Linked DNA regions of Homo sapiens: all the other regions are linked to region 1. Evidence: chromatin loops called from intact Hi-C (ENCODE). Cell type or tissue: Calu3. All regions are shown on one strand.

Region 1 (5,000 bases):
GTACAATAGCTAGCACTTAGTAAAATTATGACAAAAAATGATAGCTTGTGCTATTACAGGTTAGCTCAAAGTGCTTATTCTTTATGCTAAGGCATTTGGTGGACATCAAGAATTATACTCGAATACCAAGGATACAAGACTGGAGCACTGCTGTGTCATACGGTCTCTCTAGCTCTCTTTTCTTGGTTAGTCCAACATGTTGGGGAAAAGATCCATTCTAGAGAAGACACCAGGGCCACAACTGCAGCAGGAAAGTTGCTTTACCTCAAGGACTAGCATGCTTCTGTAAAATCTCTTAGGGATGGAGTGGTTCTACCATTTCAAAATAGCCCTAATTGACAGGGAGCATTTGTTTTCAGCATTTTGCTTTTTTGCTAATCATAAGATGAGCTGAATGAACATCATTGCTAAACTCTATTGAAGGTCTGAGCATAGACAAGATCCAGACTGATGTGAGACAGATTGAGAGCAAAATAGGACCTGAAAGATCGGGAAAGCACCATGGGAGCATCATGGACACAGCTTTCTTCTGGTCCCCTGGAATGTCCCTTTTACATTCACTTGAACACTGGGTTTAAAGAATCACTAATCTAACACTACTATTTCTAAAACTCCTTCAATAATGTATGTGTTACCTATATCTGCTGTTTGGTCTACGTTCCTTCATTCTTCCACATTCACAAACCAAAGATTAGGCTTTCTTGACTTTCTGTAAATTGAAAGTTGTATTGTTATTTATGTATTCATTGTGACACACAAAGAGCTCTGGGAATGAATGTTAACTAAGCAAAGCTGTTTCACCCTCTATTTGTTGAATGAAATTTGTCTTTTGTTTTTTTTAATCTAGTGACACCTAATTGCAACCTGTATTGTCTTTTAATTTATAGAAACATGAATACTTTTATGAAAACATTCAAAATGCTTTCTTATAGGACATCTGATAATTTGAGAAAATAATTTAGGTACTTAGCCAAAAATTTTATACAGTTCTAAAAGTGATGACTAAGTGGCACCTTAAACTAATCCTTTTACTCAGAAACAGAACTAGGTGATTATGTGAGTATGCTGATACGAATCAATAGGCCTCTAAAAGCTTAAATGTGAGGAATAGCAGTTGAGTCCTTGGTTGCAAGCAAGAGAAACTGATGAGCGGACTTATGAAAGAGGAACTTATAGAAGCATCTAAGAGTGTTGGAGTAAAGGACTCAGAGTGGGTGGAGGATTGGAAGCCCAGGTTGAGAACTAGGCAAGAAATTTAGGAGTTACGAAGTACAAGAAGCAGAGGGAAACAAACGTACAGCCATTTTCTCATTGCTCACACATCCTAATCAGGAGACCACCACTCTGCTGTCACCAAGACCTCTGCAGGGAAATATATCCAAATCTATCTCTTCCTGACAGGTGGTTCTGGCTACAGGAATCACTTGCAATTGCAGTCAAATGGTGGCTGAAGCTGAAAATGGAGGATGGAGCAGCTGAGGGCTGGCCAGGCAGCTCTTTCTTTATATAATAATCTCAGGGCCTGTCCAAGGAGACTAGATTCAGCGTTCTCCCTGCATGACAGTCTCAGGGAAGTAAGCCCACTGAGGCAGCAGCCCAGGGCTTCAATACAAGTGTTCCAGCTACCAAGGCAGATGCTACACCATCTTCTGCCACCTAGTCTCACAAATCACAAATGATTTGTGTCACATTCTTTTGGTTACAAGCAAGTTACAGGCTCAGTTTCAAAGCAACAGTAATTAGACTACCTTTCAAAGGGTGAGTAATGAGGTCTTAGATGATTTGGAGAAGAACAGAGAGATCGTTGGAACCATTTAGAGGAAACACTATTATCCCTGTATAAAGGACAATAATATATTTAATCACATTCCTTGTACTTCATTTGCAATATCTTCCATAGAGTGGCTATGAAAATTCGTAGATCATTGTTACTTTAAAAAAGAAAGCCATGGCTCTCACATTCTTATTATTTTAATACAAGAAATAACTGCCTTGGGCAATACTTTTTGGGGGATGTTGACAAGCCATGTTCAATGTATTAGCTACATTGTGCTGAAGATTATACTCAGTAAATGAAGATTGAGATTAATCATGATTATTTTCTTTTGCAAAAGCCATGAAACATTGCTAGCCAATAAGAAGGAAAAAACATTTGTATGTATTTGCTAAGGATTCATTATAGTGTGGGAGCAGAGTGGATAGTGACTTGGGAGCCAGAGAAATCTGAGTTTGAATCAAGCCTCCACCACTTATTGATTAAGTGACCTCAAAGATAGTAATTGCCTCTTTTAAGTGATAGTTTCTTATCAGTGAAATACTACTACTACTGCTACCAACTGCTGTACAGAAGACAGAATGATCTGAGAAGGAATTTTTGGACTGGAGTTTGTGTACCAGCTACAGGCTGTACCAGAAATACAGGAAGAGAAAGGGCTTTTAGTAACTGGAAACCCAAAATGCAGTCATGTGGAAATGATCCTTTTTTCTTAACTTCAATGGTAAAGATGTGGGAGGTTGACTCAATAGTCAAGTGACCCACCTGCTAAATCCTTTGACTTTGATGTGTAAACAACGTGCCTTCTTACAATTATTATCATTGCTTACTTTTTTGACCCTGAAGACTGACTCAGAGGAGTTCAGTGTCCTCACAACCCTAACTCAGAATTAGGCTATGTGATTCAAATCCCAGCCCGACTCCTCACTGGCTGTGGAGCTTGGCCAAGTTATGTAACTCAGGTTGCTCATACGTAAAATCAGGATATTGATGGTCATGATCAAAACTAAATTAGATAGTCCACATCTAGCACACAGAAAGCACTCTGTAAATATTAATACACAGTAGCTGCTGCTACTGTAAGAAGCTTATAATGCATTTCCAACCAAGAAACTTTCCTTTAACAAGATAATGCATTATGAAATATCCTATATTATTTGAAACATTAGATCATTTCCAGCTATTGGAAAGAAAAATGTAATGAGATTTTTCACATGTAGTAAACTAAGTTATGGGTTATATTTATTATATTCTTGTCTCACTGCAGATTAAAGTTTACATATGTAACAAACCTGCACGTTGTGCACATGTACCCTAGAACTTAAAGTATAATAAAAAAGTTAATCTTTTAAGTAGTAGAAAGTTTATTTATAGGCTGTTCTTTTCTGCATAACGGAACTACAAATGACTCCAATGTGGGAGTAAAGAATGTGTCTGTGAAAAAGAGCAGAGTAGAATGCAAAAAATTGATATGAGAGAAAAGAAAGGAAATGAAAATGTCATTCATATATCTGCATATTAATAATTTTACTTTTTTTTTTTAGGACCCAGCTATGGAGTCTATAAAAAACTCAGGTTTATCCCCAAGCTGAGTCATCAACCGAACAGCCCATCTGGAGAGCAGACTGGTTTTGGCTAGACTAATGGAAATACACTTTTAGTCTCTGGGGTCTAACTGGAAATGATTATTGTCATTCCATTTTCATGGAGATTGTGACTGTTGGAAACTCCATGTTGGCAGAATGCAAACCAGCTGTTGATTTCAAATGCCTCAACTTTATACTTTAACTATCTTTATCCTGTTTTATCTATCATCTATGTATCTTTCTTTTAGATTAGTCTTTCTAAATGTATTACTATAGAAGAAAAGTGTCAAAGAAGCACACACAAAATCTGTCTACATAGAGAAAACTAAATTGTATGTTAATTCTCAAGAGAAAAAGAAAGAAGAAAGGGAGGGAGAAATAATACAAGGTTTTGGCTTGTGTTTAGTGGGATAACAAGTTGAACTCACATCATAATTTGAAAAAAGCAAGAAAAATAAACAAGAAAATATAGTCAAGCATGGCTACATAACTTGTGGGGACAATGCAAAATAAAAATAAGGGGGCCCCTATCAAAAAATTACTAATTTCAAGAAGATGAGAGTAGATTATTAAATCAAATATGGGGCTGTTCTGAGCATAGGACCCTGTGAGCTTGTGCAGATTGTACATCCATGAAGATGGCCTTGAATATAGTTTCTTTTTTTGCTTAAAAATAATCTATTCTCCTTAATGAATACTCACACTCAAGGAGGGGAGACATTAACTTTTATTGCCATCTGGTATGACTTTTAGTCTGATCTGATAATGTACTACTTATTTATTTACATATTTAAGATTGGGTCTTGCTCTGTCACCCAGGCTGGACGGCAGTGGCACAATCATAACTCACTGCAGCCTCAAACTCCTGGGCTCAAGCAATCCTTCCACCTTAACCTCCTGAGTATTTGGAACTACAGGCATGCACCACCATGCCCAGCTAATTTCTAATTTTTTTGGTAGAGATGGGGACTCACTATGTTGCCCAGGCTGGTCTCAAACTCCTGGGTCCAAGTGATCTTCCCATCTCAGGCTCCTGAATAGCTGGAGTTACAGGTATGCGCCACCATGTCAGCTCTGTTAATTTACCTTTTATTATTTCTCAATTTGTTTAGTAAAACAAAGCTTAGTTTTCAATTTCATCTGTTTAGAAAAATAAAGCTTAGTTTTCAATTTCTCTTCCACCTCTTCCTTCCCTGGCTGGGAAGTGTGTACAGGGGGACGGATATCATTGTAGAGTTTAAGGGTTGACATCTCTGGCCCAGTGTCTTCTGACTCCACTGTTTGCTTGTTAACATCTCTTCTCCACTTGGGGGATCCTTGATATTGGAGGCCAAAGTCTGTATTTGGTTAACTGGGATGTGAGAGACTGCTATTATTCCAAGAAGGACAGTCATCATCAGATCTTAAATAAGGTAAGACACAAAGTTATTTTTATTTCTAGTGTATGAAAACTAGGGAGATTAGAAAGGTCAGATTAACTGAAGACAAATTAAAAGGATTGTACATTTGCTGTACATATAAGCTGTGATTCATAGTAAATGTATGTCCTAGTCATATGTGATAGTTTTTCTAAAATTATTTTAAATGTACAAAAAAAATCTTTGTTTATGCTTTCAGTGAGTTTTGTAAACGTTTTCGAG
Region 2 (5,000 bases), 72 kb before region 1:
AGGCTGAGAGACAACCAGCATTTATCTATCACATATGTTCAAAACGATCATCTTTAACATCTATGTGATATCTCTCACATATGTCGAAACTTTAAAGACAGTTGCTGCAAAAGTTTTGAAATATTTCCTTTACACCACTGAGAATAAAAATATCAGAAGGAAGAGGAGAAATATATAGATAATACAGCAATAATAAAGTTTAGTATGAAAAGAGAGTTGTTTATTTTCTAGTACTGGTTATAATTATCTCTGAGGTTCTATTTAGTATTTTGTATATAATTACCTTTCTGGTAGGTTGGGTGCAAAATAATTAGTGTTTTTTTGTTTTGTTTTGAGATGGAGTTTCACTCTTGTTGCCCAGGCTGGAGTGCAATGGCACAATCTCGGCTGACTACAACCTCTTCCTCCCAGGTTCAAGCAATTCTCCTGCCTCAGCCTCCCAGGTAGCTGGGATTACAGGCACACGCCTCCACACCCAGCTAATTTTTGTATTTTTAGTAGAGATGGGGCTTTGCCATGTTGGCCAGGCTGGTCTCAAACTCCTGACCTCAGGTGATCAACCCACCTCAGTCTCCCAAAGTGCTGGGATTATAGGCATGAGCCACTGCACCCGGCCACGTAATAAATTTCAATGGCAAAACCACAATTACTTTTGCACCAACTTAATATAAGACAGTTTACATTTTAAAATTACCTTCAGTGTGCTTTGCTAGTTTTTCTTCTTCTATACTACTAAGTCATAATATGCCTCACACATTCTCTTGAGTATCTTTATTTTCTGGTCAGAATCATTCTATAGAGAGAAGAAAGGCTTAGAGCATCCTTGCAACCATATTATCTAACCATAAATCTCTGCCCCTTATAACTGAGGGACATTATGTAGGATGAAACCTCAACAAGCCCCGTATACTAGAAAAAGACAGTAACTGTCAAGGACACCTGTTTTTTAGTGTGCAGTATCTGTGAACAAGAACAGCTGGTAACCCTGGATCTCATGGGTGCTAAGTCACTTTTCAGCCTGATGTTAATAAACAATCACCTCAAACTAAATGATAACAATGGTGTTCTATGGACAGTTCTTGACTTAATAAATAAAAGCTCACAAATCTGCCTTGGAAAAGTTACCTTATGGCTTCAAAAATCTAATCTGAGTAGCTTAAAAACAGAGCTTTAACAGAAGGTAACCTTAAACACAACACCAGGGCCTGTGCAAGATCTCTACAGAGAGATTTTTCTTTGTTTTGAGAATTTTTCCTGCTCATTCAAAGCTTATGGGAATTTTTCAAATCGGGCTTTATTTAGTACTTCTCCATAATTCCCTGTAAATGAGAATGATAAATTTAGTGATAGAAACGGTTCATATTTGGAGTGACTGGAAAAGGATCAAGTTCTTAAAAAAATGGCAGTAAGTTCTTTCACATAGATGTATCTTTCACTGACTTCTATGCCATAGTACCACTGATCTTCACATTTTTCATAATGCAATATCTGATTTTCATATTTCTACCTATTAGCATTTTTGACTTATTTACAAACATCAGTAAGAAGCCAGAAATAGTCACAAATTTACTAAGGAATAGGCCAACTATTTTTATTCTAAGTAACAGTGAGAGAATCAAAACTCACATTTCTAAACTTCACTGGAGTAATGATTAAAACTCACTGTTAATTATTGTGCATGTTTTGCAAGTTGAAAACTTCAGAGACGAAGTACAAATTAATGTGAACATTTATCTCCCCCGCCTAGAATTCTACTGTTACAGAGGCAGGGATTTCACTTGATTGGTTCATTGCTGTATTCCTAGCATTTAGCATACTACTTGACTCAGAGTATGATCTAATAAATATTAGTTTAATAACTCAAGAAATTAAGAATAATCTGACAGAAACAAATAAGTCTATGAAAAAAATCAGTTGCACTTAAATTTAATGTAGATATTATTTATTCCTGAAAACCTCATGCCTTGATAAAGTAAAAATATAGTCTTGGAGCCTTGAATGCAGATTTCTGTATTTAATGTCTCCCTGGATTGCACTTCTATTCACAAGGAGAGGGTACCTTTCAAATGTATCATCTTGTCTTTCATATCCTCAGCATTTGTCAAGCCTATGTATGTGGGACAGGAATGAAAATGTGGATAGTATGTTTCTGTGTGTGCATAAACTCATGTATATGCATATGTGTGTTCTGTGCCTAGATGTTTTCTCACCTGCAGATCCACAAGATAAGCTCTGAAAGATTTTAGGAGTATGGTCAGATACACAGGGTTTCATCTATGCTCTTGGCCAGGAGAGGGAGCTGTCACCTGCTAACTACAGCATGACTCTAGGTGCAAACTCATTTTCTGTGAGGATCCATACCTCAATGGTAGCTTTTACCTAAATACAAACTATACGTTGTGTTTTCTTTATTTTTTATTTTATTATTATTATTATTATTTTTTGAGATGGAGTTTCGCTCTTGTTGCCCAGGCTGGAGTGATCTCAGCTCACTGCAACCTCTGCCTCCCAGGTTCAAACGATTCTCCTGCCTCAGCCTCCTGAGCAGCTAGGATTACAGGCACCGGCCACCACGCCCAGCTAATTTTTTGTATTTTTAGTAGAGATGGGGCTTCACCATGTTGGCCAAGCTGGTCTTGAACTCCTGACCTCAGGTGATCCGACCGTCTCAGCCTCCCAAAGCGCTGGGATTACAGGTGTGAGCCACGGCGCCTGGCCCCCAAACTATAGATTTTGATTGTCAAATACGTCAGTACGTCAATCAAACAAATGAAAACCTAATAAAGTATAACATAAGACCTATTGTGACACATATTATAACTTTTTAACATAAAACTTTTTATAATGCTAGATAATAAGTTGGGTCAATGGTAAATTATTAACACTTAAGTACTATAGCATTAATAATGGTAGAAAATGTTTATCACCGTTCACCTTCTCTTTTCTCATAAACTCCATCTGCTTGGTTATTTGTGTTTATGTTGCATTTGATGCATGTCTTGTCATTTGCAAAATACGAGTAAACCAGAAAAAAAGTAGAAGATGAAATGCTCATATGACTATATAAAAAAACTTTTGAAGATGTAACACAATGTTTTCAGGGTTCACCTCCAAAATTTTCATCTACTACATATAGGTTCTGTATTAAACATTTATTAGACATTATCTTGTATAATTCTAAAAAATTATCTTCACAATTGGTCTTATAAATCCAATTAGCAGATGAGGAAATAACTACTTAGAGAAAATAGGTGACTTTGGCCGGGTGCGGTGGCTCATGCCTGTAATCCCAGCACTTTGGGAGGCCGAGGAGGACGGATCACAAGGTCAGGAGATCGAGACCATCCTGGCTAACACGGTGAAACCCCGTCTCTACTAAAAATACAAAAAATTAGCCAGGCGTGGTGGCTGGCGCCTGTAGTCCCAGCTACTCGGGAGGCTGACGCAAGAGAATGGCGTGAACCCGGGAGGCGGAGCTTGCAGTGAGCCGATATGGCACCACTGCACTCCAGCCTGGGCGACAGAGCGAGACTCCGTCACACACACACACACACACACACACACACACACACACACGAGAAAATAGGTGACTTTGTAAGGATCATACTACTCAGTGATTAATTTGACATTTGAACTTTGATCATTTGACTCTAATTCCCATATGATTATCTCTTCTTCTAAATTACTCTTCTGATCAGCTGTTTACCAAATCTCTAGCACATGCCAAATATGAGGTCATTTCTTTTCCTCATTCCCATGGTGAGCATTTGAGAACAAAATCTTACTCGATCTCATAGCAATCACTGTATGCTAAAGGCGCTGATGTTATTCAAATAATTTATTATCATTATGTTAGGAAGTCTAAGAAGAGCTTATTGTTCTGCTCTGATCTGGTTTGGCCTGCCTTACAGCAGAATATTCTGGAAACCTGAGGTGGCCAGTGGCTTTGTCACTTCTCTGGAATATTGAGAAACCCACAGAGACTAAGAGGTTGGTTCATTAAGAACCTGACTAGGGAACAATAAACACAACCTGTCCATATATCACCACAGTGGCTTTGTTAATGATATTGATTCTACATTTACTACAATGACTAACACAATTGTAATGCCTCATGTTTGCATTTCAAGTAATAAGGAAAGAAGTCTTAAATCCAAACCTTTTACTAATCAAGATGGCTATTCATAAGTGTTATTCGAAAGCTAAGTTGGATCGTATTTGTCAGTATGTTTTCAAAACAGAAGGTGAGTTACTGAATAATTTTATTTATTTATTTATTTATTTATTTATTTATTTATTTATTTATTTATTTTGAGGCGTAGTCTGGCTCTGTCGCCCAGGCTGGAGTGCAGTGGCGCGATATTGGCTCACTGCAAGCCCCGCCTCCTGGGTTCACGCCATTCTCCTTCTTCAGCCTCCCACGTAGCTGTGACTACAGGTACCCGCCACCATGCCCGGCTAATTTTTTGTATTTTTTTAAGTAGAGACGGGGTTTCACCATGTTAGCCAGGATGGTCTTGATCTCTCCTGACCTCGTGATCCACCCGCCTCAACCTCCCAAAGTGCTGGGATTACAGGCATGAGCCACCGCGCCTGGCCTACTGAATAATTTCATTTAATTCTTGAAAATTGCATACAAAATACGTTTTAATAAGAAAATACATTTTAATAAGAAACATGAAGCAGAAGCTTAAGTCTTGTTTAAATGGGGTCATTCTTCATAAGTTTACGTACGTGTGTGTATCTATGTAATTGCCAAAGACTCATTACTTTATAGCAAACTTATCTTAAAAGTTTCTATTATCTACATTGACAGCTCTTACACTTTGATTTGTTTATAATAGGTGAATTCTCAGTCTAGCTTTAGCAAGTAATTTCAAAATTAATACTATTTTGATTTTGTTCAACAATTCTTGCTTAACCTGATGTATCTTACAAACAGGTTGTATGACCAGTTTCTTAAGGATAGTTGAATATTATATTAATATTATTGTTTGTTT
Region 3 (5,000 bases), 320 kb before region 1:
GAATTGCTTGAACCCGGGAGACGAAGGTTGCAGTGAGCTCAGATCGTGCCACTATACCACTACACTCCAGCCTGGGTGACAAAACAAGACTCTGTCTCCAAAAAAAAAAAAAAAAAAAAAAAAGAATTACTTTAATTGATCTAATTCAGAAAGTTATTAATGAAAAATTATTTTAATTATTTTTAAAGAAGGTTTCCCCCAACTGGAAAAACCTAATCATTTATATATCCAATAAAAACAACTCTTTGGATTATTTTGGTACATTCTTAGTTGTTTCTAGATGGTAATGTCTTAATAGTAGACTGGCTTCACAAATTTAAGATAAGCAGGATTAAATGAATAGAAATGCATGTGATTGAGCATTAATGGCCCAGTGTTTCAGGCCTGTCTCTGCTACTGATTAGTTGTTTGACCTGTTGGAAATTATGTAACCTCTCCAAGTCTCAATTATTTGTAAGACAAGGAGGTTGCATAACATGATTCTAAAATTTCTTCCTGTGCTGTAAACCTGAGCTGTCCAATATGGCAGCCACTAGCCATATGTGACTATTGAGCACATGCAACATGGCTGGAAATGGAGATGTAAAATATACGCTGGATTTGGAAGACTCCATAGGAAAAAGCTAATGTAAAATGTATCATTAATATCTTTTCATTGTGCTTACATGTTAAAAAAATACTATTTTGAATATATTTGGCTAAGTAAAATATATTACTAATACTAATTGACCTGTTTCTTTTTTAATGTGGTCACTAGGAAAGTTAAGATGCCATGTGGCTTGCATTTGTCGTGTGCATTTCATCTCTATTGGGCAGTGTTGTTCTAAGAATTCTCTGAGTTTATGAAATAAGTTTTAGTGAGAGTTCCAATTAAATCATACCCAGATCTAGAATTCAGATCTTCTGGGAAATTTCTGATAAGTAGATAGTGTTGGTGGCTCCCCCTCCATCTGACTGCAGCAGTTGATTTGCATGGCTATGCAGAGATGTAGCCTTTGAGGAAGTAGGAGAAGGGAAGGGGAATGGATGAGATTAGAGTACAGTGGGGACAGATAGAGACTGCAGCCAGAATCCAGTGGAGCTGTTCATGGAGTGGGGATTCTGAGACGGTGGAGTACATGTAGCGCACTTTTGGTTCTCGGGAAATAAAGCCCTGCAAGTCCACCTGCGAATGGGGTAGAAAAACACTGTGATACTACCATCAGCTGTCTGTTTGGGGAGCACTGGTGATAGCCCACTTCAAAGGAGTCTGCTAAACTCATGACAGGCACAGCAGGCACTTCTCAGGTATTGGCTTGAAGGAGTGAAATAAGAGAACAGAGCAGGCCACACAGTGAGACAGCCTGAATAGATCAATTCATAAACTATGGACTCTCAGACATAATCAGATGAGATTTTGCATAGTACCAATGTCTAGGACTCAAAATGTGGGTGCGATAACATTTGGGATCTTAATGTTGATAAGGCCAGTGAGATCAAGGAAAGTTTTTATTTTACTTTTTTAGCAAAGCAACATAAAGGTCTTTAAAAATAAAAGTTGTTTGAGAGCAATGACACACCAGGTTTTCTGTGTTGTTTCAAACAGCAGGCAGTGTGCTCATGGTGTCTTGCCTAGGTCGTCTGGGTGAGGTTATGGGGTACAGTGAAGATGGAGAAGTATTGACAGATATGCACGTTGCCACTTCTGTGTTGCCTCCTCTGTCGGTTTATAGCCAATAAAATGTAGACAACATTCACTATCTTTAGGGGGCATCCAATGCTCAGTTCTAGCTAATTATTGCAGACGCAGGGCTCCCAGATCTTCTGGTGTCTAAAGAGAAGCTGGAAACCTTGATTTTTATGTCACATACTATAATATTTAAATGTTAGTAATTAGCACAAATTAATACGCGCGCGCGCACATACACACACACACACACACACACACACACACCATCTGTTGGCAGGATGCTGTCCCAGGGCCATCAGTGTACACTGTGATATTTCTAATATTAGAAACCCTATAAATAAGCAGCCCTTATTTGCACATTCTGGAACAATTTTTCAAAGCTTTCCTAGTCTTCTTCTTCTTTAAATAATGCAGGGTTTTTTTGCGGGCTCACTAAGACATGCTTTTCCTGCACAAAGAACCTGAGACATGAGCTTGGCTCAGATATGCTACCACAAGGTGGAGCTCAAACGTTTTTCTTTTTTGTCGAGTTTTACATGAAGTTAATGCTGATTAATGCAATAACTGAAACTATGATTCTATGACAGCTTAGTTTATCTCCTGCTGAGATTGCTTATGTGCTTTGGTTTTGTTCAGAATTATTAGCTGTAAAAACAAACAGCAAACAAACACCGCACACCCTGAAAACATAACAGCCTACCCGTCTAATTTTTATTTTATTTTTATTGTATAGATTTAGGTTAATTTACATTTTACCATGACATATGCTGAAGGCAGAGTTAAAGGAGTAAGAAAAATATAGAGTTTGGAACTCTTGGGATCCTATAGGCTTACAATTCAAATTTTAAATTTAAAATAGAAAATAAACCGAAAAGAAAACATAATTCTCTAAGACAAGAAACATGTTTCCGTTTAGGTAAAAGGAAAACCGATGATTTGTCCCTATGGGCTGAGGTACTTAAAGAATCTCTCTCTGCCTTAGGGCCTAGTCCTTCCTTAGGTTTCCAGCTTTATTTCCTGCCATTCACTTGGAATTTCCCTGAACCTCACTTTCCAAGTACATGAGTCCATACAACATGCCCTGTTCTGAGATGTGGCTTTGCCTTGTTTGTTTGTTGTTTCATTTCCCAGCTGCTTCTGTTGTCTGGAAGGTGCTTTGTTGGCTGCATCCAGACTATTGGAGTTTTTCCTTTTTGTTTCTGTTTTAAAATAACAACTCTTGTTTCAAGGCTCAGCTGAAATCTAAAGCCCTTCAAGAAGTCTTTCCAGTTCTTCTAAGTCAGCTTCAATAATCTACTCTTCCATGATCATGATAGTACTGACTTAGGCTTTCTGGGCTACAGGACTGCTCTGAATACCTGACATGCCCATTCTCTGAGTTCCCACGAAGAGCATTCTTGTTTTACAGCTAAGACCCCTGAAGAGCAGAGAGACTGATGCAGCTGAGCCTCTGCAGCTGGCACTGGAGTGAGACTCATCTCAGTCCTGAGTCTGTGCTCTTATCTGCTAAGCTATGGCATCTCCCTGAATTGTTACACCACATGCTTCATGGTCTTATCTTGCCATTTTTAACTTTTTATTATTATTATTATCATCACAGTGGCTTATTTATCTATTTACTCCATTAGAGTTTGAGCTGTTCAAGGCCAGAGGGTAAGTCTTGTCACTGTGACTCAGCAGTGCCGGCTCTGGGGCTGTCCAGGCAGGAGGGGAGGGGTTATGGTTCAATGACTCTGAAGGCCAACGTCCAAGTTGACCTAGCTTTGCCATGTGTTAGCCATGGGGCCTGGAAAAAATGCATGTCCCTGATACTTAGTGTCCTCCCCTGTAAAATATGGAAGGTAATTGCACTTCTTCCACAAAAAACAAGGTTTTGTGAAAAGTGGTTGAGTTAAAATCTCTGAAGAGCTTGAGATGCAGAGTCTGGCTCATAGAACTCCCTATGTGCTAGGAATTATTATAGCAGACATTTGGCACTTTGAATCGACAGTCCTGGCATTCAAACTGATCTATCACAGTTTTCAAGGCAGGTTTTAAAGCTTTAAACACGTTGTCCAGCTAACTTGTTGATGTTTTACTCCCAATTATTTTTAGAATAAAAAAAGTTTAAGGATTAGTTGGTGACCAGAAGTGATAAGGCAGGCCTTGACTTAGATGTGTGATCTACACTTGTAAACCTGGTAAATACTCTGCTGAGTAATACACACAAAACACACTGATTTTGAATAACTGGATCCCAATTTTATACACAGTAAGATGAGCAGGCAACTTTACAATGAGAAAATAAGACTATTAACTTCAATTTGTTTTTCTTATATTTAAATTCTAGGAGGTATTCTTATGCTTCTGAGTCTCCTATTGACTTCTGCTGAGATTATTCTCACGATATTGCTGAAGAAATTTGAAATTTCCCATTAAAGCAGATGCTTCACTCTCCAATTCATTGAAGCTAAAAAAAGACACAATCTTTTAAAATTTTACAGAGGTTGTATGGATTTCAAGGTTATGATAAAGAATCTAAAATTCAATCACAATATTTTCTTTATGGAAAATTTGATTGGATTTGCATAATTTTGACTTACAGGAAACTGGCCAGTCCCAAGTAAAAGGATTCTCTGTTCCTCTGTGAATTGCATTATCCAGTAATTAGTTTAACACATTGTATTAGTCCTTCTTGCATTGCTATAAAGAAATACCTGACACTGGGTAATTTATAAAGAAAAGAGGTTTAATTGGTTCATGGATCTGCAGGCTGTACAAGAGGCATGGTTCTGGCATCTGCTCCATTTCCGGGGAGGCCTCAGGAAACATACAATAACAGTGAAAGGTGAAGGGGAAGCTGGCACATATTACATGGCCAGGGCAGATGCCAGAGAGAGAGAGGGAGGTGCTACACACTTTTAAACAATCAGTTCTCATGAAAACTCTACCATGAGAACAGCACCAAAGGCAGAAATCTGTCCCCATGATCCAACCACCTTCCACCAGACCCACCTCCAACATTGGGGATTACAATTCGACAAGAAATTTGGGCAGGGACTCAGATCAACCCATATCACACATGTTTTCTGAGTGCCTGCTACATACCACTCACTGTTCTAGTGACTGGCATGCTTTCCTCTTTGAAAATAACATGGCTATAATACTTATATTTTCTTGGTGACCAATCAAAGTCAAGTGAAAAGCTGAATCTTTGAAATAGGTAAATTCAAGCAGTTGAAAATTTAACTGCCTTAATAGTTTACAAGGAAACTAAGGAGGATTAACCAAAGTGGGCCCGAGTGTGGGTCTTCCCACGTTCTCTTCTTGTCCTTTCTCTAATTGAAGGTCT
Region 4 (5,000 bases), 100 kb before region 1:
CTTAGAAATTCACTAGGCAATCATTACTTTATTCAAGGCAATTTTATGAATTAAACAAGATGCTAATTATACTATCAATAGCATAACTGTGCTTTTTGACTCAAAGAAAATATAACTTGAACCCACAATGATGTGAAGTTTCTTCTATATAGATCTTTGTTTATCCTGCTGATTTGTTTCCTCATTATTGGCTTCTTAAGAAATCGTTGCTCAACTCTGATTTTGTGTTTCAGCTTTGAGTCACATTGAGACCAATGAACATCTTTCAAGTATTTGATTATATTTGTGATTATATGTAGGGAACTTCTTTTCTTCCTGTTGAAAAATGATTGGGACTCAAATAACAGTAGTACTGACCATGTATCACTCAGTGTGCCATAACATAAATTCTGCATCATTGGTCAATTCATTTATTCAATCTTTTATTTCACTCCACACCCATATGGGGTGACTATGATGCAGACATGTTTATATACACAGCAGAAACATCACTGGAAAAAAACAGACAAAAGTTCTTGCTCTCATGGAACTTAGATTCTGACAAAGAAAGATATCAAATAAACCTTAAACAAATATAAATACACTACAGATATATAAATTATGTAAAGTGGTGGTAAGTGCTGTGAAGTAATGTGTAGTAGAGTAGGGGGGATAGAGAATGATAGTGGAGAAGGGGAAGGATGCTCTTTCATATGAGAGTCAGGAAAATCTCTGATAAGGTGACATCTATTCATGGAGTTGTAGTGAAGGAGAAATCAAAATGGATATCTAAGGGAAACACCTTCCAGGCAAGTAAGACCCTGAGACAAGAATATTCTAAGTATATTCAAGGAATAGCAAGAAGGTCTAAAGGGCAGGATATGATATTCATTTTAAAAGTTTGCTCTGTTTGCATATGAGAATAGATTGTAGAAAGGCAAGTGTAAAAGGCTATTACACACTTGCAAGATGTTTACTGAGAGATGACATTCAGTTTAGTTTGCTGGCATGGATCAGGATTTAGAAAAGAGAATGAACCTGGAGGGACAATTTGAAGATATTCAGAATGACTCTGCAGATTTTTCTTGAGTAGCTAGAACTATATGAAGATCAGGTGTGTGTGTGTGGGTGTGGGTGTTTGCATGTGTGTGTGTGTGTGTGTGTGAGAGAGTGTGTGTTGAAAAGGGGTAGACTAAAATAAATCAAAGTCCAGTTTCAGATAGCAGAAATTTAAGATGGCAACTTGACAGTAGATGTAAGCCAAAAAATGTATAAGTCAGGTGTATCCAGGAGATGTTGGGACTGAAGATATAATTTTAGGAATTTTTTAAGCATATAGTTGGTATTTAAATACTTGGAATCAGATGAAGTCACCTACACAAGGAGTACTGGTGGAGAAGAGTTTATGAAAATAAAGAGAAATCAGCAAAGGGGACAGCAAATAATTTTTTTTCCAAAAAGAAAGGGAGTCATTAGCTATATCAAAAGCTGTTAATAACTGAAGCAAGATGATTATGGAGAAATGACACTGAATTTTTCAGTGTAGAAGTCATTAATGGCCTTGACAAGATCAGTGTATGAAAAAAATTTTGTGTTTCAGTGGGCAACTAAACATAGTCTGACAACTCTTTTAGGGTATCAAATTCTACCCCTGCTCATTGTCTTTGAGCTGTTTTGCAAATCTTTGTAAGTGGTAGGTAATTGATAAACAAATTCTGACTTGTCTGTTAGTGACATTAATTGACTTTCTGTGTCCAGTTTGGTAGTGATCTAAATGAATGTGGAAAAATCAGTTTTGTCTGCATTTCCAATTAATTTCAACATTCTGTGCTCTAGATAAATTAGCGCTGTTTGACTTTTCCTTTGAATCAGTTATAACATCTCCGTGGCTCCCTCATATTATGTAAGTAAAATTATTTAACACATGTTCATTTTCATATCTGAATGAGGGTTATGATTTCACCTTTTTCTGAAAATTATCTTTTTAGCATTAACGTTGGTGTGGTGATGTAGGCAAAAGACTGGCTCAGAGGTACTTGACAGAAAATGGAAAATGGGGTCAAAATGGTTGATTTGATATTCAGAAAAACCTTTTTTGGTAAAGCACATTGAAAAATCTCAACACAATTTAACAATTTTTTAAATTATGGTAGGAAAGTAAAAATAAGGGAATCTAGAAGCTTGATATAAGAAGGCAATCCAGGCCTGGCGTGGTGGCTCATGCCTGCAATCTCAGAACTTTGGGAGGCGGAGGTGGACGGATCACTTGAGGCTAGGAGTTTGAGATCAGCCTGGCCAACATGGCAAAACCCTGTCTCTACTAAAAATACAATTATTAGCCAGGTGTGGTGGTGCACGCCTATAATCTCAGCTACTTGGGAGGCTGAGGCACAAGAATCGCTTGAACCGGGAGGCGGAGGTTGCAGTGAGCAGAGATTGCACCACTGCATTCCAGCCTGGGCGATAGAGTGACACTCTTTCACAAAAATAAATAAATAAATAAATATAAAATAAGAAGGCAATCCAGAGGAGTGAGTGAGTACTGGATCTGCTAATGTGAGGGGTCATGAGCTCTTGGGACAGGAAACAAAGCTTGAGACTAGAGCTCTGGTAGGATCCACAGCATAATGCCGGGAGCAGCAAAATCTCAAGGGAAAAACCTGACTTTGCTTTAAAATGGAGATGTCTGAAATACTTGTCTGTCCTGAACTTAGCTCTAGATAAGCTAGAATAAAAGAACAATTATCTGCTGAGAATTTCTAACCACAAGGTGGCACACACCTTGTTTGTTGAAGAACTGAGGTACAGCAAGGTGTGGCTAGAACACTGAACCAAAGGAATTGTGGTATGACCTTAGTTAGGTCTTGGCTGTCATCTCCTTGTTACCCTAACATAAAAGGTTGTGAACAATAACTTCTCTATGTCACTGGATAATTCAGCCATGAGGCTCTCTCTTGATTCACATCATAAAAACCCAAACATTATTCTTTTGTTGCCATGCACACTTGCAGGTACAAGGATGTTAAAATCTACACACCCCTCCCTAATTCTTATATTGCAAAAATTTGCCTGTTACATAATAATGATAGTTCCTTGAGTTTTTATCAAGTATTATGTTTACCCAGAAAAGAACAGTATTTTAAAAAGGTATTCTTATACAATTCTCCCCACTTTTTGCATTTTGTATTTTCTTTGGGACAAAAATGTTATTTGCCTTTGTTGGCAGGGACAGTTAGTTACATTTTTAGGGGAAAATCTCAGAATGAGAAACTAAACTCGAACTAAAATAAATATAAGTCTTAGTAAAAAAATCTGAGAAATCAAATGTATTTATTTAAAGTAAGCTTAGATCTTTTTTTGAGCTCAAATCCCGTGATAATTCAATCTGAATTTATTTTGGTGCTCTCTCACTCACACCCATCTTATGAAAACCAAAGCATTTGGGGGTCTTTTACTCATCCGGTTACCACTGAGATGCCTTGTCTAAACTTACAAGGGCTACTGAAATCTGAGAACCTTGGGTTTTAGTGCCATCTGGAAGCCCAGTAAACTTTGCAAAGGCTGTGAAACTCAGCCTAAACTCCAGCCCCTCAGGCATACTAGGCAGCCACACCCCTCCCACCTAACCCAAAACTCCGCTCACCTCCTGCAATGCTGTGAAGGAGAAAGCTGTAGGTTCCCTGGGAGTCTGCAGATCTCTCTTCCCATCCTGGACTTCTGGGGCATGCCTCCCCTCCCACCTTCTCTTTTCCACAAGGCACATGTCTCCCTTTCCCCTATCTGGCATAATTCCCTCAAGGAGTGCCAGGAAGGCAGATCATCTGCTGGATAATTAGCCTTTCTGTCCTACAGCACAAACCTCCTGTGAGGTTAAAAGAATGAAGGAGCTGGCTGCCTTCTTTAAGTGGACATGAATGTAAAAAAGATCCATGAAGCACAAAACACAAATTCTGTCTCGATTAGCTATGTTGATTCACAGCTTGTAGCCTCTCCTCATAACCTGAAATACCTGATAAAGGACGGCACGCTCCATCAAAACATACTGTCCAATTTGTGAGTGGTTGAAGGAGTGCCCCAAACCTCCATCGGCGGTCTGGCCTTTATAATCTTACACGCACAGTGTTTTATTCCTGAAAACTAAAGCTGAAGGAGAAAACTTAAATTACAAATGTCATCACTCATTTACTTAAAAATTATCTCCTTCTGTATATGCAGATGCTTCTTATTCTCTTGCAATCTTTCCAAGCCCTTTGCACTAGCTGTATTCTTTAGCACATTAAAGAAATAAAATCATTTCTTGACTCTCATGGGAAGATAAGATGGAAATGGCAAGATACCGCTGGGAATAATAGGCAGAGGAATGTTGCTTTTGATAAGAAACCAATAGAACTATACCTACTTTCTTTTTCTTTTCTTTTTTTTCTTTTCTTTTCTTTTTTTTTTGAGACGGAGTCTCACTCTGTCGCCCAGGCTGGATGCAGTGGTGCGATCTCGGCTCACTGCAAGCTCCGCCTCCTGGGTTCACGGCATTCTCCCGCCTCAGCCTCCAGAGTAGCTGGGACTACAGGCGTGTGCCACCACGCCCGGCTAATTTTTTTTTTTTTTTTTTGTATTTTTAGTAGAGGCAGGGTTTCACCGTGTTAACAGGATGGTCTCGATTTCCCGACCTCGTGATCTGCCGGCCTCGGCCTCCCAAAGTGCTGGGATTACAGGCGTGAGCCACCGCGCTCGGCCGAGCTATACCTACATTTTATACATGTCTTCAATGACACATTTATGATTAAACTAAAGATGTTGGAATGAAAATGACAAGTGATCATTTCTCAACATACAAGAAAGTCTATCTCAGTGTATCCATGGGCCAGGAAGAGAATACACTTTAATAAATGTGTTTTTTTGGGGACTAGCCCAGGCTGAGAAAGGAAAAGTCTCTGGTAGTTCCATCAGGTCTTAGTTTCCTGGGTATACATAACTCTGTATTATTTGGCTGAGAAATTAAAGGATTTTCCTTCAGTGTATTC
Region 5 (5,000 bases), 310 kb before region 1:
CCCCCACCCTCTCTCCTCTTTCTAGTAGTCCCCAGTGTTTACTCTTCCCACCTCTATGTCCATATGTACTTACTGTTTAGCTCCCACTTATAAGTGAGAATATGCGGTATTTGGTTTTCTATTCCTGTGTTAACTCACTTAGGATAATGGCCTTCAGCTTCATCCGTGTTGCTGCAAAGGACATGATTAGAATATTGTTTTTAAAATTGCTATAACTGGCCAGGCGCAGTGGCTCACGCCTGTAATACCAGCACTTTGGGAGGCCGAGGTGGGCGGATCATTTGAGGTCAGAAGTTCAATACCAGCCTGGCCAACATGGTGAAACCCTGTCTCTACTAAAAATACAGAAAAAAAAAAATGAGCTGAATGTGAAGGTGCATGCCTGTAATCCCAGCTACTTTGGAGGCTGAGGCATGAGAATTGCTTGAACCCAGGAAGCGGAGGTTGCAGTGAGCCAAGATCATGCCACTGCACTCCAGCCTGTGTGACAGAGTGAAACCCTGTCTCAAAAAAAGAAAAAAAAATGCTATAATTGTATAAGAACAAAATTGTCAGAAAAGTGTCCCTGGAAGAAGAAATTAAGCTGCATCCAAGAGAGTAAAGAGTTAGCAGACACCTCACTGTCCTTTTAATATGTATTTCTGTGGATAATTATAAATTAATTAGTTTAAAAAATCTCTTTGTTGACTGATAATTCAAAGAGCATAGTGACAGCATTTAATTTGCTCCTTAGAAATGTAACTTTGACAATATGCAGAAAAGATTTGGAAAAAAAAGAGACAATCAAAGCAGAGAGAGCAGTTTGGAGGGTTTTGCTATAATGCAATTGATAAATGCTCAAACTAAGACGATGACTACCAATATTTTTCCAGTCTGAAATTTTCTGTTGTATTGGTACCCTTTTTTCTTTAAAGATTTTACAAAGGCTTCAATATTCATGTAGGTAAACTTGTCACTCTTTTACCATAATTTATTATAACTTATAAAGTTAAAAGAATGTGTGTGTGTGTGTGTGTGTGTGTGTGACTTCCAGTTGCTTTTTTGTCTCCTATGGTTTTCTAAAAACTATTTAATCTTTTTTATTCACTAAGTTTTTTTTTCCATTTTCTGAAATTCATCTGAATCAGAATATTCAGGCCTTGAGACAGAAGTGGGTCAGAAATCACTCAAGGTTTTTCAAACAAGTGAATATAATACAGGAATTTGGTTACACTTAGGTAACTATGCTAAATGGCTGCTGGGAACAGCGACAGTCCTTCTGGCTGAAGGCGTACGTGGAGGTGATGGAATCACCAGAGTCCAGAATCATGGAGAAGAGAACTACCTGGGCCAGTCCTGAGACCACAAATGAAACACCACCTAAAATAGATGCTAGGATTACTGAAGGGCTGCTACTAAGCAGGTGAAAGGACTCCTTGCTGTGGGTGCTGGAAATGCTAAAAGATGATGATGAAATGCCCATTGTTCCTTGCTGCTGGAAAATGCCAATAGAAACTAAAATAAAAAAGGTCCCATCTCTCCACTCCTACCTTTCAAACTTCTACCAGTAATTCTTATTGATAGAAACTAACCAGAAGCCAATAGGAAAGTATCTTAGTCCATTTTCAGTTCCTTATAACAGAATACTTGAAACTGGGCAAGTTACAAAGAAATTTATTTCTTACAGTTATGGAAGCTGAGAAGCCCAAGGTCAAGGGGCCACATCTGGTAAGTGGCTTCTTGCTGATGAGACTCTGCAGAGTCCCATGGTGGCACAGGACCTCACATGGTGAAGAGGGTGAGTGTGCTAGCTCAGGTCTCTCTTCCTCTTATTATAAAGGCACCAGTCCCACTCCTATGATAACTCATTAATCCATTAGTCCATTATTCCATTAATCCATGAATGGATTAATCCACTCATGAGAACAGAGCTCTCATGACCCAATCACCTCTGAAAAGCCCCACCTCTCAATACTGCCACATTTGGGATTAAATTTCAACATGAGTTTTGGAGGGGGACAAATATTCAAACCTTAGCAAGTAACTAGGAAAATAGAATATGCAGGGCCCCTGGACAGTCAAAATGCCTGACACAACCTAGAAAGGCAGAAATGAAGGCTGAGAGCAACAGTCAAATGATCAACTCAAACTATTTTTTCTTTGGGGCTTCTGAGTGCCTATAACACATCCGAGAAGGTCATCTATTTGAATTTCGGGATATGTGTTTTTTCTTTGAGACATGAAAGAGAGCTGATGACTTTAAAATCTTCATTTGGATTGGTTTATTTTCATAGATTTATGTATCTCCACCAGGTGGAGTCAGAGGCCAGTTTATTAAAGGGTTAAACTTCGGAAATAAATTTGGTTAAGGATTTTAGTTTCAGAATAGATGAAGGAAAGATAAACAACACTGCTTCTTTCTTCAGATGTTCTTGCTGGAATGGTACCTTGTTATTATCATATCCGCTTTATGTTTTGTCAATGTGCCCCCGTCCTCTGGCTATAACTTAGGACACTTCTGTTGCAAGGAATGGAGACTCATTCCAGCTGGCTCAAGAAAAAAGAATGTTATTATAAATACACAACAAGGAATATCACAGACTTTTTTGGAAAAGGAACAAAATACAGCCAGAGCTTACCAGGAACAGGAGCTGCTCTTTGCTTCTCTTAAGGAACATATGGTCACTCTTATTTCTCTTGCTGATGTATTCATTATTCCTTCATTAAGTATACATACTGAGTCTCTACTATGGTGGTAGGGCCTGGATATACAGGGGTAGAAAAGATATTAAATGAGAAGACAGGCATTAAAGAAATAAGCACACACATAAAATTATAAATTGCTATAAATGCTTGGAATAAAATGTGCAAATTTGAAGAGGGAATGTATATGGGGACTTAATTACAATTAAGAGGTTAGGGAATAAACCATTATCAAAGTGACATTTAAGTATAAACCTAAAAAGATGAGTAGGAGATGGCCAGATTGACAATGGGGTAGGATGTTTGATTGCTTATAAAGGATTTGAGCCAGAAAGAATTGAACCATTTTCTATGCATACAGGAACACAAGGCTTGTTATTTAAATAGCTTATTATTTTAATATAGGGCAAACATATTTGTGGTGAATGGGGGACATTCTGTCAGAATTAGTGGAAACAGTTGTGGAAATATGTGAAATATCTATAGTGTGATTACATTCAGGTTGGTTCTTTACTTCATATTTGCTTCATGTAGTAATTGAAGATATCAATTGTAAATTTTTTATCAGCCCAATGTTTCCCAACACTTATTCATAATGTAATTTACAAGTGCATGAAAATAACTTGCCTTGCATTTTAAGTTGGCCAGTCTCCCTTCTTCTTGTGGGAGGTTTATTACACTAACTAGCAGATCTGGCTCTCCTTTGTTTCCGCTTAAATGGTTACAAGGGCAAACTTGAGCCAGGCATATAAACAGTGTCCAACCTACAAGTGATTCTTCCTTCAAACCAAGTCATTGAGACCACAGCACACCACCTGACATCATCTGGCGTGGCTGTGTACACTGATACATACCTGTCAGAGGTCAGACATACAGTCCTGTTCTTTTTGATCCTTCATATGTACCAGGCTAATTATGAATTAGTATTTTGGCCTCTCTCAGTCTGAATGTTGCTGGTAGCTTTTTTCTCTCCCAGGTCCTGACTTCACAGATAACAATCCACAATTAAACTCATTTATTTAATAAAGCTTCAGTGACAGTAAAGCTTCCTATGTTGATGTTTACTTATAGATTTGGGTAATAAACCAACAGATGGTAGATACAAAAAACTGAGTCACAACAAGCATATCCTAATAGTCTGCTAAAGTAAAAGATTGAATATAAAATAATAACTATTCTATCCAAGCTATCTAAGCCTAGATAATGAAATATTTAAAAACCTTGCCTAGAAAGCAAATATTCCCTTTAGAATTTTTTGAAAAATACCTAGAAAAGTTATTTGAGGGCAGTTTACTTGCATTCCTCAAATTGTACAATTGGCAATTTAAACGAAAACTTTCTACTGACCTTTGAAGTCTCTTGAAGTTTTTTTTGCTTGTTTATTTTGTTTTGTTTTTAATTTAAGAAAGAAGAGGCATCCAGCTCTGCCTTTTTCCCTCATTAAGACATACCAACAGAAATAACTGGCTGCATTTGGTCTTAGCCAATATCATATGATTATTTTTAGGGATTTTTTTGGCCCCCACACAGTGCATGGTTGAACTGCCAAAATATAAATCAAGATATGAAACTTACTACATTCTTCAGAATTAATAAATATTTTCCCTGGTTAAAGCAAGACTCCCATAAGCAAATCATCCAAAATAAACTAGATTAATTAGGTCCAGAATGGATAAGATAGAATATTCACAAAGGATAACACTGTATACAATTATAAATATTCATTCCTTTGTGTTGCTAATTTTAGATTAGGTCAGCCTGTGGATGTATTAGTCTGTTCTCACACTGATATAAAGAACTACCTGAGACTGGGTAATTTGTGAAGAAAAGGGGTTTGACTCACAGTTCCACAGGCTGTACAGGAGGCATGGCTGGGGAAGCCTCAGGAAACTTACAATCATGGCAGAAGGGTGAAGGGGAAGCACGCATATCTTCACATGGTGGCCGGAGAGAGAGAGAGAGTGAAGGGAGGAAGTGCCACACACTTTTAAACCATTGGATCTCATGAGAACTCACTCACTATCACGAGAACAGTAGGAGGGAAATCCACCTCCATGATCCAATCACTTCCCACCAGGTCCCTCCTCCAACATGTGGGGATTGCATTTCGACATGAGATTTCGGTGGGGACACAGAGTCAAACCATATCAGTGGACATGTAATGAAAATGAAAGAGCCTAGCACACTTTAAAAATGCTCTTCATATCTCGGTGCACTGACTAAGATGGCAGGGCAGGCTTCAAATGCCTGCTCTATCGGTCACTACTGTGCAGCTAGGCATCCACTAAACTCTTTGTGCCTCAGTGCCCTAACCTATA

Evidence for each region. Hi-C counts contacts between places; a loop is a spot of excess contacts. Peaks named below come from ENCODE experiments on the same cell type or tissue, not always from the same donor. Only the 100,000 strongest peaks of a DNase experiment are listed, where the experiment ranks them.
Region 2: it touches region 1 in a loop (8-fold over the local background); 104 of 110 quality-filtered maps call a loop at or near these places.
Region 3: a loop joins it to region 1, with 17 times the contacts of the local background. A loop is called at or near these places in 59 of 110 quality-filtered maps.
Region 4: a loop joins it to region 1, with 4 times the contacts of the local background. A loop is called at or near these places in 8 of 110 quality-filtered maps.
Region 5: a loop joins it to region 1, with 9 times the contacts of the local background. A loop is called at or near these places in 29 of 110 quality-filtered maps.

What each region holds. Positions count from the first base shown.
Region 1 is chr9:73,177,180-73,182,179 of GRCh38, forward strand. No RefSeq gene overlaps it. Among named protein-coding and RNA genes, the nearest start is that of ANXA1, 28 kb to the left of the region's middle. In Calu3, no CTCF peak of the experiment used is centred here; a DNase peak (open chromatin) is centred at 2,662.
Region 2 is chr9:73,105,414-73,110,413 of GRCh38, forward strand. The region is part of intron 2 of LOC105376081 (a long non-coding RNA gene); the gene reads right to left. Among named protein-coding and RNA genes, the nearest start is that of ANXA1, 44 kb to the right of the region's middle. In Calu3, a CTCF peak has its summit at 2,308 (motif pointing right); DNase peaks (open chromatin) are centred at 2,308 and 3,918.
Region 3 is chr9:72,855,078-72,860,077 of GRCh38, forward strand. LOC124902181 (a long non-coding RNA gene) reads right to left here. Exons shown (of 2, transcript XR_007061578.1): 2 at 2,375-5,000. Among named protein-coding and RNA genes, the nearest start is that of LINC01474, 17 kb to the right of the region's middle. RefSeq lists an enhancer at 2,959-4,158. In Calu3, no CTCF peak of the experiment used is centred here; a DNase peak (open chromatin) is centred at 2,164.
Region 4 is chr9:73,076,745-73,081,744 of GRCh38, forward strand. No RefSeq gene overlaps it. Among named protein-coding and RNA genes, the nearest start is that of ANXA1, 73 kb to the right of the region's middle. In Calu3, no CTCF peak of the experiment used is centred here; a DNase peak (open chromatin) is centred at 2,757.
Region 5 is chr9:72,869,491-72,874,490 of GRCh38, forward strand. LINC01474 (long intergenic non-protein coding RNA 1474) reads right to left here and starts at 4,619. Exons shown (of 4, transcript NR_121181.1): 1 at 4,578-4,619; 2 at 3,537-3,665; 3 at 2,619-2,741; 4 at 2,238-2,526. In Calu3, a CTCF peak has its summit at 2,268 (motif pointing right); no DNase peak of the experiment used is centred here.